3 separate regions of the Homo sapiens genome follow, and all the other regions are linked to region 1. Evidence: chromatin contacts called from ENCODE Hi-C data. All regions are on one chromosome and are shown on one strand. Each heading gives the region's core, a stretch centred on a gene start or an enhancer-like site at or near the end of the contact. The rest is flanking DNA. Distances are from core to core; before and after follow the strand shown.

What was found. Hi-C counts contacts between places; a loop is a spot of excess contacts on that map. Pooled maps may share reads with other maps.
Region 2: a loop to region 1 is called in a pooled map, with 3 times the contacts of the local background. The contact joins the enhancer-like site here to the promoter of RARS1 in region 1. A Hi-C loop is called at or near these places in 3 of 50 pooled maps.
Region 3: a loop to region 1 is called in a pooled map, with 23 times the contacts of the local background. The contact joins the promoter of CPEB4 here to the promoter of RARS1 in region 1. A Hi-C loop is called at or near these places in 8 of 50 pooled maps.

What each region holds. Positions count from the first base shown.
Region 1 is chr5:168,484,686-168,488,286 of GRCh38, reverse strand. RARS1 (arginyl-tRNA synthetase 1) reads right to left here and starts at 1,816. Exons shown (of 15, transcript NM_002887.4): 1 at 1,744-1,816. The coding sequence starts at 1,788.
Region 2 is chr5:173,915,896-173,919,496 of GRCh38, reverse strand. The region is part of intron 2 of CPEB4 (cytoplasmic polyadenylation element binding protein 4); the gene reads right to left. Among named protein-coding and RNA genes, the nearest start is that of CPEB4, 29 kb to the right of the region's middle. RefSeq lists an enhancer at 1,235-1,494. Within about 2 kb of position 1,561, at least 39 of the 41 ENCODE cell types and tissues checked have a DNase peak (open chromatin) inside an H3K27ac peak, as active enhancers do.
Region 3 is chr5:173,886,495-173,890,095 of GRCh38, reverse strand. CPEB4 (cytoplasmic polyadenylation element binding protein 4) reads right to left here and starts at 1,747. Exons shown (of 10, transcript NM_030627.4): 1 at 1-1,747. The coding sequence starts at 362. RefSeq lists an enhancer at 2,001-2,240.

The DNA.
Region 1 (3,601 bases), core at 567-3,066:
GCATGGTGGCGCATGCCTGTAATCCTAGCTACTTGGGAGGCTGAGGCAGGAGAATTGCCTGAATCCCAGAGGCTGAGGTTGCGGTGAGTCGAGATCGTGCCACTGCACTCCAGTCTGCTTGACAGAGCGAGACTCTGTTTCAAAAAAAAAGAAAAAGAAAAAGAATATATTAACCACACATACATGTGTTTTGGGAGACAGGAATCGGAGTAAGTATATAATGGGATATGCCTCATGTCTCATATCCCTAGTTCTTTTCTTTGGCTCGATAAACACTCTGATTTAGCAAGAGTAGTTAAGTTTCAGGTTGACCAACCTGCTTTTATTCCCAAATCCTATGACCTGGGACTCTTAAAAAACCCAAATGTCCTTTGTCACATTCAAAATAGCTCAAGGGTCTGCCTTTCACCCTTTCTGGGACTAAACAATTTTCCCATTTCTTCCTGTTTCCAGTGTCTTAGGTCCTAGACTAGACCAGACCAGGCTTTGTAGTTTAACATCTAAAACTAAAGACATGTCAATTCAGAAAGAAATAAAGCTTCCAACTTAAACTGCAAAACTCAGGGGGAGTTCCTCACCTGAAATTTCAGAATACTTACTGGGAGATAGCTACAGCCAAAACCAAATTGCCAAAAATGAGCATACATTATGTTCCAGGAGCTGAGCTAAAAACACTTTTCAGAAATTACCTTCATGATTATCACAACCAAGTGAGGCAAAGATAAATACATACCGATAAATAAATGGCTCAGAAATGTAAAGAGCTTGCCAATTTACTTGACTAACTTGTACTTTGTGACTGCTGATTAAGTATACAGCCGTAACAGGACAGAGTACTGTGAACTATCTTCCTACCATCCCTCCCCACCTGGGCATAAAAGGTAATGGAACTGTTCCGCTTTCACTTTTTTTTTTTGTAGGGGGACGGAGTCTCACTCTGTCGCCCAGGCTGTGGTGCAGTGGTGTGCTCTCTGCTCACTGCAAGCTCCGCCTCCCGGGTTCACGCCATTCTCCTGCCTCAGCCTCCCGAGTAGCTAGGAATACAGGGACCCCCCCCAACACAGCCGGTTAAGTTTTTTTGTATTTTCAGTAGAGACGGAGTTTCACTGTGTTAGCCAGGATGGTCTCGATCTCCTGACATCGTGATCCGCCCACCTCGGCCTCCCAAAGTGCTGGGATTACAGGCATGAGCCACCGCGCCCGGCCGCTTTCACTTTTATATGGTGTGGCTGCTCCTTCCCGACGAATGCTGAGGGCACAGAGCAAGCTCCGCTGGTCTGATAATGAATCACCCCATGGGCTTATTAGGAATCCTCTCGCTCAGTAACCCGGGAAGAACTGCGGCTGAGCTGCAAACCAAGACCCAGAGCTCTGAATGTATTCCCCCCTTGTCTATCTCCCCGCATCCCCTAAATCGCGTGTGTATGCAGAAGAGGAGGTGGATTGTAGGGAGAGAACTGTTCTGAACATGCCAGGCTCCAGCCCACCGAAGACGCTGGTTTGGGGGAGGCCTGGGAGAGGGTGGGGACCCTCCATTCCGCTGAAAATCACAGTCACACGGGCTTTGAAATGATGGGTGCTTCCTCTCTCAACCCTTCCTGTTCCCACAGGGACCGTGCCGCTCCACTCTGAGAGGACCAGGATGGTCCTCGCCTAGCTGTCCCGCCCCCGAAGCCGCTTGGGCAGGAGTCAGAGCCTGCTCCATCTCTTTCAGGCCTTCCCGCCGGTCTCCTGCGTCCAAACCTGCTGCAGCAGCCGCGCGGAGCACTCAGACACCAGTACGTCCATCCTCCCATCAGCGTCTCACTCGCCAAGTGGACGGAAGCGGAAACGGTCAGCCTCTCCCGGAAGCGGAAACCCCCTCCGGTCCGCTGTCCCGTCGGACTGGGTGCTGGCGCCTCTGCTGCCTCCTGGCGGGATCCAGTAGACACTGCGAGGAGAACCCGCGGGGATTTCGGTCAGGAGCGAGGCCGCAACTCAGGGACGTTTGGGCGAGGGGAGAGGAATTGAGCAGACACTAACCAGAGCTGCTCTGTGCTTGGATAGACTAGGACAGTCACTGACCTAGAGCTTCTGGCTCTCAAAGGCCTCACTTTGCCCCTTTGTGAAATGGGCACAAAACTAACAAATCCATTCATTTATTCAACAAACATTTATTGTGTACTTTAAAATGCCAGACAGTATTCTAGGCTCTGGGGGCACAAAGAAAACAAAACAGACACGATCTCCCCTCTCACGGCAGACACATTTTAGAATGGAGAGAGAAAATAGACCAAAAAAGGCAATAATCTCAGGTAGTTTTAATTGCTAGGAAGGCAATGTGATAGAGTGACTTGGGTGAGAGAAGACATCTCTAAGCAAGTGACATTTGAGTTAAAATCTTATTTATTTTTCCAGTTTTATTGAGGTATAATTGACAAAGATTGTATATCATAACGATGTACAACGTAATGTTTTGATATATGTATACATTCTGAAATGATTACCACAACCAAAATAATTAACATAACCTTCATCTCATACAGTTATCATTTGCATGTGTGTGTGTGTGTGTGTGTGCGCGCGCGCGCGCGCGCGTGTGTGCTGTGAACATTTAAGATCTATTCTCATCCTGGGAAACAGCTAAGACCTCGTCTCTACAAAAAAATGGAAAAATAGCCGGGCATGGTGGCATGTGCCTGTAGTCCCTGGTATATAGGAGGCTGAGGTGGGAGGATCACTTGAGCCCAAGAATTTGAGGCTGCGGTGAGCCATGATCATGCCACTGTACTCTGCCTGGATGACAGAGTGAGACCTTTTCTCTCTCTATTTAAAAACAAACAAAACGAAACGAAAACGAAAACTGCAAGTATACAATATACATTACATCTCTAGAATCTATTCATCCCGCCTAACTGAAACTTTGTAACTTTGAGCAACATCTCCCATCTTTCCTACCTCTGAAGCCCTGACAACCACCATTCTATGCTCTGCTTCTATGAATCTGAATTTTTTAGATTACACATATACATGGGCTAATGTAGTATTTGTCTTTCTGTGCCCGGCTTATTGCACCAACATAATGTTCTCCAGGTTCATCTATGTTGTCACCCATAACAGGGTTTTCTTTTATAAGGCTGAATAATATTTCATTGTATATATATTGAGTTAAAATTATAAACAGCAAACCTGGGATATATGTTCTAAGAGGGCAGGGACCTTAATTATCTTGTTCACTCTTCTCTATGACTCCAGAACTTAGAAAGTAGCACTCTAAACGTTTTCGCTTCCGTGCCTCATAAAAGTATTTTAAAAATTCATATCCCAGTGTATACTTTTAAAAGTTGACATCGAGCTAGGCACAGTGGCTCATGTCTGTAATCCTAGCACTTTGGGAGGCTGAGGCAGGCAGATTTCTTGAGCCCAGGAGTCCAAGACCAGCCTGGAAAAAATGGTGAAACATCGTCTCTACCAAAAATACAAAACATTAGCCAGGCATGGTGGTGTGCACCTGTAGTCCCAGCTATATAGGAGACTTAGGAGGCAGGATTGTTTAAACCCAAGAGTTTGAGGTTGCAGTGAGCCATGATCTGGCCACTGCACTCCAGCCTGGGCAACGGAG
Region 2 (3,601 bases), core at 312-2,811, 5.4 Mb before region 1:
CACTATTAAAGGTGCACAATACACTCTATTAATTTAGATGTGGCACATGAATGACATGTATCCCCATAAATATTGTGGGGCCCCTTCTCTTTTTTACAGTAGGAAGGTCCCTAATATTTATCATTGACAAACTGTGGACAAAGTCTGAAAATCTTACTACTTAATTGTCATTCTGATTTCATTTCTGAGTGGAGATTACTATTTTTGCCTGTCCAGATGGTAAAACATAAGCTTAAATTGTACACAAAACTTAATATGACAAAGCAAAACATTAAAGAAAAGTACTTGTTAATTTGTTACCTGATTGTTGCTTGTTTTCTTATTTATCTCTAAGTTTTTATCTACCACACATAGTTAAATCCCTGCCCTGAATGTATGTCAAACAATATTAAGTCATAATAACCATATTATAAGGGAACTTTACTACAACTGAAAAGAAAAAATTATGTATTAAAAAAATCTTTTAAATGTATGTTTAACCTTCTAATAACATTAAAAGTTTACTATTATAATACTTCCCCCATCTACTCGCCCACCGTTACCCTCACCTCTCACTCAGGTAACAAAGAATAAAACGATAACCGATTTTCATGGCCTCAAAATAGGATTCCTTGTGTTCAATGTTCAGGATTAAGATAAAGGGGCTGCTTAAGTAATTACGGACCCACATCATGGATGACATAAGACAAATTCCCCCTTTGTGGCAACTGCTTATTTGATTTTCAGACCAAATAAAAACAAGGGTTAAATATTCAATCACGAATGTGTGGCAGGTAGAGGGCAGAGGATCACTATTTTCGATTGACTAGTATGTGTTATGTAAGTAAACGGGGCAGATGAGGATCTGGCCCATGCACAAGATGCATTTAGTTTGAACTGAGTTGGTTTCCATTCAGAGGCTAGAGGGAGAAAGGCTTCAGTCCGATCCTATGACGATGTCGGCATTCACATACATCACATGATTTTCTTTCCTAGGCATTTCCCCTTACCCTCCCCGCCTTATAAAAACCCAAAGACAAAAACAACAGCAACCCCAAATCTGAAAGGGGGTAATCGCACTGCTCAAAATCCACACCTTTGTAAGCTCAACCTACACAGTACAGTGAGGAATCCAACAAATCCGGATCAAAAGTAAATCAGAAAGCAGGCAGTTGTTCAAAATTAAGAATAGGCCCTTCACTTTTCATACAAAAAAATCATGCCACACAATTTCGCCCTCTTCTTCCTCACAATAGAAGTTACCTCAACACAGAAGCCCAGGTCCCATCCTACAGCACAGCTAAGCCAAGGCAAGAGAAAGACTGTTTAGGATGTTCCATTTCCGCAGTCAAGAGAGGGAGAGTACAGGAGGAGAAGAAACACGCTTCATTCCTACATAGCCACACACACATTTAATTGTAGCCCAGTTTAAATTATACTCTTTGCTATTTAACGTCCTCCATTACTTATGAGGCTTTGAGAATTAAGGCAACTTTCTAATTCTTAGGAGACTTAAGTCACTCCCCTGTTACGCTACTTTGAATTACTTGGTATCATCCAAACCGAGCAAGAAAGAGCCAGCCTAGTTCAGGAAGGCTTCAGCCAGACACGCAGGCAGCTGCCGGCCGACTCTGAGTCTTAAAGACTTAATGATATTTAAAGATCCCTCAATTCGCCAGACACATTTGATACCACACACTAATAATTTACTTGGAAGGAGAAATTTGATTATAAATCCGAGTAAAATTAACTGGTTTGCGTTATCCATTTCTTCTTCTTTTTTATTTCTTTGAGATGGAGTTTCAGTCTTGTCGCCCAGGCTGGAGTGCAATGGCTTGATCTTGGCTCACTGCAACCTCCGCCTGCCAGGTTCAAGCGGTTCTCCTGCCTCAGCCTCCCAAGTAGCTGGGATTACAGGCGCCCGCTACCGCGCCCTGCTAATTTTTACATTTTTAGTAGAGACGGGTTTCACCATGTTGGCCAGGCTGGTCTTGAACTCCTGGTGATCCACCCACCTTGGCCTCCCAAAGCCCTGGGATTACAGGCGTGAGCCACCACGCCCAGCCTATCCACTTCTTCTTTATGGTACTTTGAATCTGCCCCATTAAATGTCCCTTAAAGGAAAATGTCCATCTAATCCTTTAAAAAGGTTGGAGGTTAGGGTACCAGTAATCTGTTCTTATTTTGCCACAGGCAAACCAATTTAAATAGAAAAAGGTTAAATACTGTAAGAAATTATATACTCTCCCCACCATTCCTACCTGAAATAAATCATTCTAATATTAAAGCAACAGAACCTATTTTAGTAGGACTTCCTTTCATTTTGAAAAAAAATTATTTATTCCCAAATTACTTCAAATTTATAACATATGAAATAAATAAGTGACAAAATTTAGCAACTCTCATAGCAGGTTTCCAGAGCTATTTCAGCCTGCACAGAGTCAGTATCTGTATAAAATACTTGTTCTAATGCCTCTCTACCAGTATACAACATGTGTTCTCTAAGTCAACTAAGTGACTGCAATTTGGAATATAGGAATATTAGTAAAATGGTGTATCGAAAGAAAAGTTAAGGTTTCCTATTATTTATTACATATTTTTAAGTAGCACTAAATTCTATCCCAACTGTAAAGATACAGAATTTAAATAATCCCCACAGCCACTCTCTTACAATGATATAAAAAAAACTTTTATAAAACTGATGAAACAAGCTTTGTGTACTAAACTTTCAACTTGAGTTTCATGATTTTCTTCTAGAAAGGTTATTATAAATTCTTTTGCTTAGCAACAAAGAAAAGAAGCACAGATGGAATCATCACTTGCCCACTCATTTAAGCATTTGTTTCAAACAAATTTACAGCAATGAAAAATAGTCAGGGAAGGGTCTCTAAATTTAACACGTAGATAAAGCAAGAAAAAATATGAAAGTGTTTTAAAATGCAAGGTCACAACACCTTTGGCAGTCAGGAATTAAATACATAGCATTTTTGGAGTAGATCCATAGCTCTTAAAATAAAGCGATGCATGAAACACGTGAGGCAGTGATGTATAACATGCTTCCACTACTTCCTCTACATATGCAATAGGTTTCCTGGGCACCATGGGGATATGTAAAAGACTGGCACTTTAAACAACTTGCATTTCTGAATGCAATCATTATTGCTTACATTCAAATTAAGTACTTGAAATGCCTGAAACTCAGAGGAATTGTGGTGGATATGTTGAGCCTTTCTTTCAAAAATCTGAAAGCAACATATATTCTACAACAATATGAAGAGAAAAAGACTCCATTTTCACACTATTCAAAGGAATAATATGATATCTAAGTCATAATTTCATATCTGAAGAACAACTATAATGTTTTGACAGTCTGTAGATTGCCTTTGTTCTCTCAATAATTTTGCTGTCTCATTTTGGCTTTCTAGTGAAATGAAGCAAATTGAATATTATATTGTTTTCATATATTGAATTTAAAATACTCAACCACTATCATGAAACTGTGGATTGTTATATTCTGTCTGACGTCTAATTTTTAAGCACTATTTTTGTCTCTTTATTCCCTTCACATACAGAAAAGAAAAAAAGGCTCCCTAATTTTCAGAGGTCTCTCTATACACTGAAT
Region 3 (3,601 bases), core at 498-2,997, 5.4 Mb before region 1:
TCCCCTTGATTTTCTTCTGATTTTGCCTTCTCTGTTTCAGGCAGTATTCCAGCTTCCTGACCTGGACTTGGGGAAAGCTGCTGCTTTTCTAAGGGGTCTTGCTGTTCCTGTTGCTGACTTTTTGCTTTTTCTGACCCCAAGATCTCATCCTGAATGTTATGGGTAGCTGGAGCAGGAAAAAGCCAAGCTGACCCAGCACTGCTGCCATTGGCAGCTGTGTTATTATTTATAAAAGCAGCAGGGCTGGGGGTGGCATTTTGGTGATGGTGTGGAGGCTGCAGATGTGGATGGAATCTGACTGGAAAAGCAGATTTATTCCCAGTATTGCTTTGCACTAGCACTCCAAACCCGTAATCCCCCATTTATTATCTTTAGGAGCAGAATCTCACAATAAAAAATGACAACCTGATGTCTCACGCCTTTTTTTTCCTCTACCCCAAATTTAAGTTGTTTGCTTGCTTGCTTGAAATGTCTTATTTATAGCTAGCTCAAAGATCGCAGCTTATCACCTTAAATTGTTCTGATTTGGAATTCTGGTCTCTGAAAGAAAAAACAACTCTTAAAAAAATCTCTTAAAACATTGACTTGGATCCAATTGGGCTTATTTTTAGGAGGGAATAAAAATGAAGAGGGTAAAAATCAAGTCTTTGGTTAGTAAAATAGGCGCTTTCTTTTTCCAAAGGAAAATGTACATGAATGACAAAAACAGAGCTTCTCAAGCATCTATGGATGTAGAAGAATAAGCCTTGCGCGGAGTAAAAATATAGATATATATAATTTAACAATCACATATGGTTTTCCTCAGCAGTTTAGATTCACTCACATAAAAATTAGAATAGGACTAAGAGGGGAATACGTTCTTTTCTTGGCAGCTTGGTTAAAAAAAAATCAGGAATAATTTAAGAACATTATATATTATATATTTATATATATAGATTATATTAGGTTATCTGGGGTGGGAAGTGAATTCCTGGTTTCGGGAGAGGAAATCAGCATTGACTAATGGAAAGATGATTGCAGGGAGGTTTCTGCTGTTCCTGGTCCTGTTTTCTGCTCTTTCGCAGGGTGCAGTTTTGGCCTCTGGGGCTGTTCCTGAGGCTCCGGGTGCAGATCTTGCTGCGGTCGCTGTTCCTGGGCTCCCCGCGGCTTCCTCTCCCCCATGAAAGGGGTTGGAAACACCCGTTTCTCCCTCTTGCGGGGGTCGCGATCAGGAGGGATTAGCGAGACTCGACGAGGGTGAGCGGGCGGCCTGGGGGTGCGGGGACCGAGGGGGCGACCTGGAAGGTCCTGCGGTTTCTGCCTCTTCCCCTCTCTGCGGCTCCGGGGTTTTTTTCCCTCATGGGACCCAGGGGCGGTTTGTTCAGTTCCCTCAGTTCGATTCTCCGCAGAGAGGGAAAAAAGAGGAAAAAAAGGAAAAACCCACTACCGTAGTTATTTTAAAGGAGAAGGGCCTCCCCCCTCGGCTTTCTCTCTCTTTTCCCCCAGAATTTTTTTTTAAACTATAATTTAGAAGGCTTTTGTTTCTCCTCACGGTTGCTGGGCCGTCGCCGCCGTCGCCGCTTTACCCTGGTCCCGCAGTCCCCGCTGTCGTTGTTGAGGACTCCTCCTGGTTCTTCTTTTTCTTTCCTTCTTCCTCCTCTTCCTCCTCTGCTGTCGCCGCTGCTGCCGCCGCCGCCGCCGCCACCGCCTCCCGGTGCCCGGGTCCCGCAGCCGCGGCTGAGTCCTTCTCCTCAGGACCGAGCCGAGTGAAATGACAACCAGCTGGAAAGACCCAGAGACACTTCCGGTTCGAAGAGGGAGGGGTGGGGGTAGCACTCATTCCCCACCTACCTGCCGGAAGACCAATCATCTGTTAGAACTCAGGCGAGGCCACGCCCCCTCGCTTCAGAGCTACTCCCAGGAAGGTCGAAAAGTTACCTCCAGAGACGCCTCTTCCGTCTGCGCCTCGCCTAGTGAGGCCCGGCGCCTGGAACCCGCTTCCCCCACCCAGAGTGAGCGCAGCAGGTCGCCATCTTTTGTGTGGGCAAGGGACTCCTTTGATATTTCTCTTCCCTAACTGGGCTTTGCAGGAGGAGCAATAGGGACGTGTCAAGGAGAACGGATTCCTCGCTCACGAAGGCATACGGTCAAGGTGTTGGAGATCGAAGTGGCGGCCCGTGAAACCGCGGATGAATGAGAAGGGTGCCCACAGTAAAGGTGGTGCTCCAAGCATCACGTGCTCTGGCCCGAGCTCCGCCCCAGAGGGATCTGGAAGGGGAGGCGGGTCTTGCCAGCAGCTGTGCGGTGCCTAGAACTGCGTTTGCCCTTGCCCAGAATGTAGACCTCACGAGGGACTCTCCCTTAACCTTCCATTCGCTCACCCGCACCTCCCACTCTCCCATTCTGCTAGGCTCGCATCTGGTGCAGTCTCCCAGGTGCAGAGATGCAGCTGAGGCGTCTGTGGCTATGCCCCCGTATCATCCCGATCTAGTACACCTTACACGCAATACCAGAGGGAAAATTCCAAAACTAAAATTTTATCTTGACCCTCACATGCTCCGATTTCTTCTATGGTTGCCCATTATTTCGAAGATAAAGGCCAAACTTGTTAGTCTGGTATTCAAGCCTTTCTACCTAATGGGTGGTATATCTTAGTGCCTCTTCCCCCTCCAAACACACTCTCAATGCCTTTTTACATGTCCTTTCCACTCTTCTCCTTTGGTAAATTCCTATTTATTTCTAGGAATCAGTTCAAAAGCCACCAACAGCATCTTCTGAATTCTCTCTTATAAGCGTCCACGGCCCTGTGTACCTCTCGTGCTTGTTTCTCACACTATATTGTGATGGTTTATGTCTTCCAGACCTGTGCTGGACCGTGGGCTCTTTCAGGAGCAGACATTGTAGATAGGAGACATCAGTGAATGAATCCTGAAAACGTGAATGAACAAACCAGCAACAATGAAGTCTTCCCTGAGTGACAGCCCCCCAACCCACTGCCACCCCTTCCACCCGTCACCCACCCCCCACCCCTCACTCCTGTTTCCAAGTCTGAATTAATTATTTCCTTCCTTTTGCCATTTGGTTTGGAGCTCACATATCAGACTTTTCATTATGTTTGGTACTCAAGGGCTTTAATGTCCTGTTTATCTTTGTACATTCCCAACGCTATGACCACCATCAGGGCTTAGGATAATGCTTTGCTCTCAGCACAGCTTTAAATATGTTAAATAAGTGAGTATTTTCCTTTAGCAGGAAGAAAAATGAACAAAGAAATCAGGGTAGAGCCAGAAGTAACTGGCACAACTAGAGGGAAAAAAAAGATACCAAGATTAATGAAAAATAGTATGAACAAAGGTGGCTTCCATTTCATTTCCATAGCCTTCCTCTAATGGTCTCAACTTCTGCCTCAGTCTGTCAATCCTCCATCACTTCCGTGTAGAACACCTGAGGGCCTTCAATCGGTGATTTTATTCTCTTTCATTGTGCCATGAGCATGAGTCTTGTCTCTGTAACTCTACTATGGATTCTTTGAGCATAGAGATTGGGTCTTACCTGCTGTTTATTCCCTACAACTGGACATGCCTGGAAACTTAGCTGGTTCCGTCAGGTGTCTTTTCCGCCA